Regions from separate parts of the Homo sapiens genome. Here regions 2 and 3 are each linked to region 1. Evidence: chromatin contacts called from ENCODE Hi-C or POLR2A ChIA-PET data. All regions are on one chromosome and are shown on one strand. Each heading gives the region's core, a stretch centred on a gene start or an enhancer-like site at or near the end of the contact. The rest is flanking DNA. Distances are from core to core; before and after follow the strand shown. Region 1 holds the start of TBCCD1 (TBCC domain containing 1). Region 2 holds the start of ST6GAL1 (ST6 beta-galactoside alpha-2,6-sialyltransferase 1). Region 3 holds the start of LINC02043 (long intergenic non-protein coding RNA 2043).

The links. Hi-C counts contacts between places; a loop is a spot of excess contacts on that map. ChIA-PET counts read pairs that join two places held with the same protein, here RNA polymerase II (POLR2A). Pooled maps may share reads with other maps.
Region 2: a map of CD8-positive, alpha-beta T cell shows a loop between it and region 1 (10-fold over the local background). The contact joins the promoter of ST6GAL1 here to the promoter of TBCCD1 in region 1. A Hi-C loop is called at or near these places in 6 of 168 maps with a recorded cell type or tissue (B cell, CD4-positive, alpha-beta T cell, CD8-positive, alpha-beta T cell and 2 more), 8 of 37 single-sample maps with no recorded cell type and 17 of 50 pooled maps. POLR2A ChIA-PET finds 5 or more read pairs at or near these places in 1 of 52 experiments (activated CD4-positive, alpha-beta memory T cell).
Region 3: a map of PC-9 shows a loop between it and region 1 (4-fold over the local background). The contact joins the promoter of LINC02043 here to the promoter of TBCCD1 in region 1. A Hi-C loop is called at or near these places in 13 of 168 maps with a recorded cell type or tissue (B cell, CD8-positive, alpha-beta T cell, Caco-2 and 9 more) and 16 of 50 pooled maps. POLR2A ChIA-PET finds 5 or more read pairs at or near these places in 17 of 52 experiments (AG04450, CD4-positive, alpha-beta T cell, CD4-positive, alpha-beta memory T cell and 12 more).

The regions. Positions count from the first base shown.
Region 1 is chr3:186,566,067-186,568,597 of GRCh38, reverse strand. TBCCD1 (TBCC domain containing 1) reads left to right here and starts at 1,259. Exons shown (of 8, transcript NM_018138.5): 1 at 1,259-1,331. RefSeq lists a silencer at 1,066-1,355.
Region 2 is chr3:186,929,266-186,931,796 of GRCh38, reverse strand. It overlaps ST6GAL1 (ST6 beta-galactoside alpha-2,6-sialyltransferase 1), which reads right to left and starts at 1,271. Exons shown (of 8, transcript NM_173216.2): 1 at 963-1,271. RefSeq lists silencers at 851-1,040, 1,281-1,360 and an enhancer at 1,048-1,656.
Region 3 is chr3:186,824,260-186,826,790 of GRCh38, reverse strand. LINC02043 (long intergenic non-protein coding RNA 2043) reads left to right here and starts at 1,270. Exons shown (of 4, transcript NR_125409.1): 1 at 1,270-1,484; 2 at 2,079-2,349. It also overlaps the pseudogene MCF2L2P1.

The sequences.
Region 1 (2,531 bases), core at 10-2,509:
TCCCTAGACTTACACACTGAAATGCCAGTTTCATGAGAGCATGAATCTATATTGTTCTGTTCACAGCTGTATAAAAGAGCACCTTAGAACAGTGCCTGGCATGGAGTAGGTGCTGAAGTACTTTTGAGTCAAAGTTACTGGGATGGTGATCATTGTATGGCTGGCTTCTTACTCTTCAGGCCTCAGCTCAAATTTGGCACCACAAAGTGGCCTTCCCTGACCCCCCGCCCCAATTTTCATAGCATTTTTCACTATTTGAAATTATCTTATTTTATTCCTTAATATGTATTGTCTATTCTCCCTGTTATACACTCCAAGAAAGCAAGGACCTTGTCTGTTTTGTTCACTTCTGTCATTCTAGTGCGTACCACTGTGCCAGACACACAGTGGTACTCAACAAGTAACAGCAGGGTCACTGAGCTAATAAGTGGTGCAGCCTGGATCCTAACCCAGGTATGTGTAAATTTGAAGCCCCTGCTTTCAGGAAGATACCCAGTAGGGACAATGGCCACACAAAAGAGGAACTAAATTGCATTTTACGGTCTAATTTACCTTTGTATCTATCACACCTAGAGAGGCCATAAAGGAACTAAAAAAAGCAGGAAATGTCCAGAAATTCTGAAATGGAAGTTTAAAGGAAGGAGTGATGGCTTCTGCCCGGTAATCTGAAAAAGCTTCATGAAGGTGGAAACACGGCAGGAAAGCTAACAGAGTTAAGGAGCTGACACCGAGGGGCGGCAGGGAGTGCCAGTCTTGCTTCAGACGCCCTGGGCTTGAATCTTGGCTCCATCTCTTGTGTGACCTTAGGGTTGTGTTATTTTCACCTTTCTAGGCCCTAGTTTCTTCATCAGTAAAACGAATGTACTTAAAGGGCTCTTGACAAGACTTAGGAAATACACATAAAGTTGCTTTACACAGTGCTGAGACCATAGTAAGTGCTCTATAAATGCAAACTGCCATTAGTATTAGTAGCATTTCTGATGAAAGCGTGCTGATCTTACCAGCAGCTATTAGCTGACCACAGTTATGCGGAGCAACAGAAAGCTTCCTACCCCCCCGGGTTGAAAGGCGCGACACCAGAAAGCGGTGGGTCTGGCTCCAGGTGCCACTGTTGCGGACTCTCGACCCCAGCCTAGATTTTCTCAGACGCTTGAGCCGCAATCTGCCGCTCTAGCAACGGGGTCCGCCAGGTCTCGGTGGTGCGGGGCCTCGCGCTTGCGCAGTGGGCACGGCAGCGGCGCGCGGAGGAGGGTGAGGGGCGGGCCCAGCGAGCGGACGCCGGGCGCGGCGGCGCGCGGAGAAGTGCGGCGGAGCGGCGCCTGCATTAGCAGGTAACCGCGCACTGGGTGCGCCGGGGAGGGCGGTGTGGGTTAGTCAGGCTTCAGGCTTGGGTCGAGGAGGCTGCCTTCGCGCTTACCGCGTCTCGGGTCAGCTACCGACCCTGTCAGCGTGAGCGTCTGTGTTCCTGAAGTCCGGTCGCGACGCTGGGGCGGCCCACGCAGAGTCCCACCCCGGATCGCGTCCAAGGTGGCGGCGAAGCCCCAGGACAGCCGCCTTGGACCCACGCCGATCTCCCGACCTGAAAAACCTTAACCTCAGGGCACCGCCAGGGTCAGAGCCCCAGTTTATGTTTGTTTACGGATTGAGCCCTCTCGATTCTCGGAGTTAGAATGGAGGGCTCATCTCTGGGATCTGGCTGTTGACAGGGGCTCAGTACCTCACAGAGCAGCCTCTTTACATTTTGGAGAGAACCGAGGTCTTCCTCGCCTAACTTTTATCGTCTGGTTTTACTCAAAACGACTCCAGTCTCTCCACATTGGAAGACAGCTGCCTTTTGCCCTTCCACGCCCTTCTTTTGAGTTTACTCTCCCTGGTTCTTTCACCTGGCTTCCTGTCTAAGACTCTTTATTCTGGAAATTCTCTTCTGGATCCACTCCCGTTTTTAAGAGATTCTCCCAAAACTGGATTCCTAGAGTACATTTATAGTAATGCAGTTCTCAAGTCAGACCTGAATCCTAATCTAGAGCTGTGCCAGCTAAGTAGGTGTCCTTAGGGAAATCCCTTAACTTCGCTAAGCCTCATTTTTTTTTCATCGAAAATGTGTACAGTCTTAAGTACTGTATCTCCAGGTGGTTGTGAGGATGAAAGGAGGTGAAGTATGCAAAATCATGAGCATGATACCTGGTACATAGTAAGCACTCGATTGATGTCAGTTATTTTTCCGAACAGATGATTCTCGAGAGAGGCACAGTTGGCAGGCCGGGTGCGGTGGGTCACGCCTGTAATCCCAGCACTTTGGAAGGCCAAGGCAGGCGGATCACCTGAGGTCAGGGAGTTCAAGACCAGCCTGGCCAACATGGTGAAACCCTGTCTGTACTAAAAAAATACAAAAATTAGCCTGGCGTGGTGGCGGGAGCCTGTAATCCCAGCTACTTGAGAGGCTGAGGCAGGAGAATCGTTTGAACCTGGGAGGTGGAGGTTGCAATGAGCCGAGATCGAGCTATTGCACTCCAGCCTGGGCAACAGAGCGA
Region 2 (2,531 bases), core at 22-2,521, 360 kb before region 1:
GAAAATGCATTAACAAGCCAAAAGGGGCTAGTGACATCTGGGGTGTCTGGGCACACGGACACGGGCCTCAGAGGCAAAGAGCAAGACCGCACTGGGCGACTCGTACATTCTTCCCGCAGGCTGAGGAGGCGACCAAAATATCCCCACAGAGGCAATCGCCGGAGTGCGGGGACAATAGTGCACCCAGCACTCTCTTTTTTTGAGGGGCACCCTTAGACCCTTAACCCAACCCACATCTCTAAGAGACCTCCAGGAGGTGAAGGTGAGGGGTGGTCCACTTCACCCAAAAGAATGCGCCACGGCCGGGGACCGACTCAGCCTGGAGTAACCTTTTTGTAGCTGCTTTCTTGTTTTGGTTTCCCTTTTTAAGTCTGGCAGTTTAGTCTGATGCCCAAGCGGTACCTTTTAAATGTCTCTCTCGCCCTCTTCCAGCAAGTGGCGCCTCTAGAGCCACTCCCTCCCCCGAGGCTGAGACAATGGCCCGGCACCGCAGGGCGGCCCCTAAGGGTATGCAGTGCGTCCAGCTCTCCGGGCAGGGCGCACGTGCGTTTGTTATGGTGCCTGTGCCCCCTCCGCTGCCGCGGGCCTCAATTTGTCGATCCGTAAACCCAGACTCTGCAAGGCGCAATGCCCCCACGCCACCCCACCCCATACTGACGGTGCCGTGGAGAAATCCGTGTTCCCCGGGGCTGTGCGCACGTGGGTTTGTTGTGGATCCGCAGGCTCGCGGAGCCAGAGAGAAGCCAGGGTGGCCCTTTGGCCCTGACAAAAATGCACACACCCCCAACCAAAAGGCGGCCAGCCCCGGAGCCAAGGCAGCTGAGGCGGAGCTGGAGAGAGATTCCCTGCGCCCTACGCGCGCCGCGGGCCCCGCGCCTCCGCTATCCTCCCGCGCCCCTTTGCATCACACTCCTCCCGGGATAGCCCGGGCCGCGCCGCCGCCCACCGCACCCCCTACTCACTCGCTGCACTCTCGGCCGCGGAGGCTGCGGTTGCTCAGCACGCTCGGTGGCGGCCGCCCGCTCCGCGCCCACGCCGGTCGGTATCGGCTCCCTTTGTTAACGCCGGGCAGTGCCCCAGGCGTCTTCCCCAGCCCGGCCCTGCCCAGGACTCCCCTCCCCCAGGTGACTCCAGAAAACGCGCTCGGCAAGGGCAGGATCGCCCGGGAGCTGGGGACCCCACTAGGGAGTCTCGAAAGAGGGGTCCGCTGGGGAAGAACGGGGGACAGAAGACGCACAGTGGAAGGGACTGGAGAAGGAAGGAAGAAGAGCGCGGCGGAGGGGCGGGAAGGAAGCGAGTCGCCTCCGTATGCAAATAGAGTTGCGAAGACTGGGTCGGTCTCCGCCCCCACTCCACCTCTCGCCACCGGCCACACCGCGCCCCAAACCGGCCTGGAGGTCGCTAGCGAGCGGGCTTGGGGTTAAAGACTCTTGATGAAGGCACTGGGTGATGCTAGAATCCTGCCTGCTCTCAAGGAGGGTGGATCGAGGGCCGAGTGGGAGGGGCCACGCGGCTGCGCAAGGACCCCTAAATGCCTCTTCCCCGCTTGGCCGCGAGGGGTCAATCCAGCAGTGTCCGGCTTTTGGTCCTAACATGCGGGTGCTGTACACCCGGTCTCTGCTACCGGCTGACTGCGAGACCCTGAGGAAGTCGCTTAACCTCTCCGAAGACTCGTGTTGCTCTTATCTAGAATAGGAAAGAACAAAATCTTTCACTGCGTTTGGCATTAACCTCCTAACATTGAGGCATGACTCCTACTGGGCGCTCTCAAATGGCAAATACAGAAGGAGAGGAGCGTCCTCGAACCCCTGCACCCAGAGGCTTCCACCCCAAGCTGCAGGCTGAAAGACTGAAGCCTCAGCCTGGATGGTGAAGGGAGCGAGGTTCTTTCTTTTCACCCGGACGACGGTGGGGCTGCTGGGGAAGGAAAGAGGATTAACCAAGCTGCGTACTGACCATCCCCGATAGCCCCAAGGCGATTTCCCTAAGAAAGAAAAACTGCCCAACAGGAGGGCGGAAGGGGCCTTTAAGGCCTCCAGTCCAGCCTCCCATAGCCCAAAGAGAGGATGTGACTACCAGAGGCAATAGTCATATCCCAGTTGTCTACTGAGTGCACACTAGGCACCAGGCTGTGTGCTGGGTGGGAAAGGGGAAAGGAAGGAGATACTGGAAGGTTTGGGGGTCCTCTGGGAACACAAAGTCCAGTGCACACTTAAAGTGCCTGAAGCCCAGGCCCAGAGTTCTGTCTCCAAATGAGGTGCCTACCCCACATCACCAACCTTGGAAAGGGAAGTTACATCCGCACCCTGTCCCCAGCACCCTTCTTCCAAACACTGCTTCCTCCCTGTCCTGATCCTGGCTCCCTTCTGCTGATACTGTCATTCCCTTCCCTGCTGCCCCTGAGGCATTTTTGCTCAGTACAAAGAGCTCCAATTGAAGGGAGTGCCAGCCAGAGTGAATTCAAATCTTTATGACCAACTCGCTGTGCCTTCTTGGGTGAGTTCCACATCCTGTGAGCCTCCCTTTCCTCT
Region 3 (2,531 bases), core at 21-2,520, 260 kb before region 1:
TAGTGACCTCGGTTCCCTGGCTTAACCAGGTCCTTATGGGTGAGAATCCTGAAGAGGGGGAGAGGGATGGAGGCGAGGGACAGTAGGCAGGAGGAGCTGATGAATAGGAAGGAGGAAGAAGATGAAATAAACAAGAAAGAAAGAAATTACGTTCAGAGCGCTGCTCACCTTTTCCATGTCTTCTGCACCTTCATAGCCTTCAAAGGTGTCCATGGAGCTAAACTCCCTGCTGGAGCAGCCTTGGGGAAAGAAAGGAAAGGATGGGGCCTCTCTGGGGTGGGAGGACAGCCCCTCTGCCCATGGCAGGGTGTAGCAGGCAGTGCCTGTTGCAGGCGGGGTCCTCCCCATCTCTAACTCCTGCTCTCCCAGGGCCTGCACTCCGCTGGGCTGTGAAGGGAGTCTGATTTTTTCAGGCTCTTTCCAGCGCTGAAATGCCTTAATTCACTGAGAAGAAGCGTCCACATGCTTTTCATGGCCCTACCTCCCTGTTCGTCCAAGAAAACAGTCGTCTTTTTTGCTTGCCTGTCTTCTAACCATGCCTCCGTCCCTTCTTCCTCCCCTGTCTATTTCCCACCCTCCTCCCCTTCTTGCCTCCTTTTCTTTCCCGTAATTAATGTCCATTTCCCATCTCCCTGGCAGCCTCTGCCAAGTGTCACTGCTCCCCATAAGGGAAAATAAGAGGAACAAGCAAGTGCATCCATCCCTGCCTCTCTCCGCAGTGAACTGATAAACCCATCAGTCTTGCCCGTGGTGCACCTGTTACATCCCCGGGAGGTGTTGGACACTGTGGGGAACAGCAGCCACCGCCAAATACTCAGCAACTGCCCTGTGCCTGGTGGGATGGTAGGCGTTTGTCAAAGTTTAAGCCTCACAACCCTGTAAGGGTCTCAGCCCCCTTTACAGTTGGGGAAACAGACAGCAATGGTCACTTGGCCAAGTCCTCTTGGCCTGTGGCAGGGCAGCTGGCTTCTCCAGCCCTGCTGCTCTTTACCCTCGCTCTGAGTGAGATGCGGTTTCTGCGCCACACGGCTCACAAGCCAGGGTAGGGAGCCGAGCATCTGCATAAAGCTCCCAGCACAGGGCAGCCCCAGACTGAGGCTCGGCTGAGTAATCCACGCGGCGGGAGCCGTGCTAGGAAAGTGTCTGCTCAGGCGAGAATTCAGGGAGGTTTGGGCAGGCCTTGAGGGGCGGACAGGACTGGAGAGGGAGGGCCTTCTGGGCAGAGGCATGGCGGGAGGGCTGTAGGCGGCAGTGGAGGGAGCTGCAGTTATCTGGGTGAGCAGGCAGCGGACAAGTGACGTCTCCCGGCCTGCTGCCCCAGGCCCCCCACAAGCCGCGTTCTGGGGCCGTGGCCTCCCCAGAGCAGATCAGTGGGGGCTGTGTGAGCAACACTGGGGGCAGCTGGGCAGCGCCTCCCTGGAGGCCCCTCTGAAATCCCGCCGGATGCTGGCAGGCTCCAAGGGGGCTGGACACCATCTTCTCAGGTTGAAGCAAGTCCTGGTTGAGTTCCTAGTCCAGGAGGTGGGATGGGTGAGGGGTGGAGGGCAGAGGAGAAACTGCGTCAGGGATGTGTCCGCCACCTTCATCCTCCAGACGGGACTTGGGAGCGGCTGCAGGAAACCCTGAGAGATTCCTCTTTAGGGAAGTCATCCAGCCCTGGGGTCCCCTTATGCCGGGAGCAGTGAGGACAGAAGAATGACCATCTATCTTGCTGAAAGCTCTGTGAGGGAGGAACGGAAGAACGGAGGGAGCTACGACCTTGACCATCCCCTGAGTGTCCATGGCCTCTGTGCTCCGGATGATGCCGGGGCTGCCAGGGACCACAGAGCCACCCACTGGGAGGCTGGGGGTTGGCCTGGCTCAGGGGCGTTCGTCAGCCATAGACACCCACAGCATGTGGTGGGCAGGGCTGGGAGGTGACACAGGAACTGAAAAACCTGAGAAGCTCCAGCCACTCCGCAGGGTAAGTGCCACCTGGGGTAAAATGATTAGCTGGTTCCAGCCCCTCCGCAGGGTAAGTGGCACCTGGGGTAAAATGACTGCCTGGAGCTGGCAGCTGCTTTCTCTGCTCTCCCCAGGGCCCTGCAGGGAAGCGTGGAAAGGCGGCACAGGGCTGGACCCAGAGGAGCTCTCAGATGCTGGACTGGACTGTTTCAGGGGTCATCTAGCCCATTCCCCGCCTCCAGGCGAGGATTTGCTTGAGCCTGGAAAGATGAAGGATCCTCCCAGTGCCGTCAAGCCCCGGATTCCACCTCCCTGTAGGTGGACTGCCAGCGCAGGCCCTGACAACGCAGAGAAAGACACAGGACCCAGCTGGGCCAGTGACAGCAGGAGCTCCTGGTGCCACAGGTGAGGGTGGGGACGCCTGGAGCACCATGGGGGTCCTGGTTTAGTCTACAGCAGGGTCTTAAAATAGGATGTAAGTGTTACATCTTGACACAGTGTACACATGCTGACACATATTAAAACAAATTTTACACAGCAGTATTATCCTGAGTATGAGTGACGCCTTTTAAGGAGTTTATATTCTA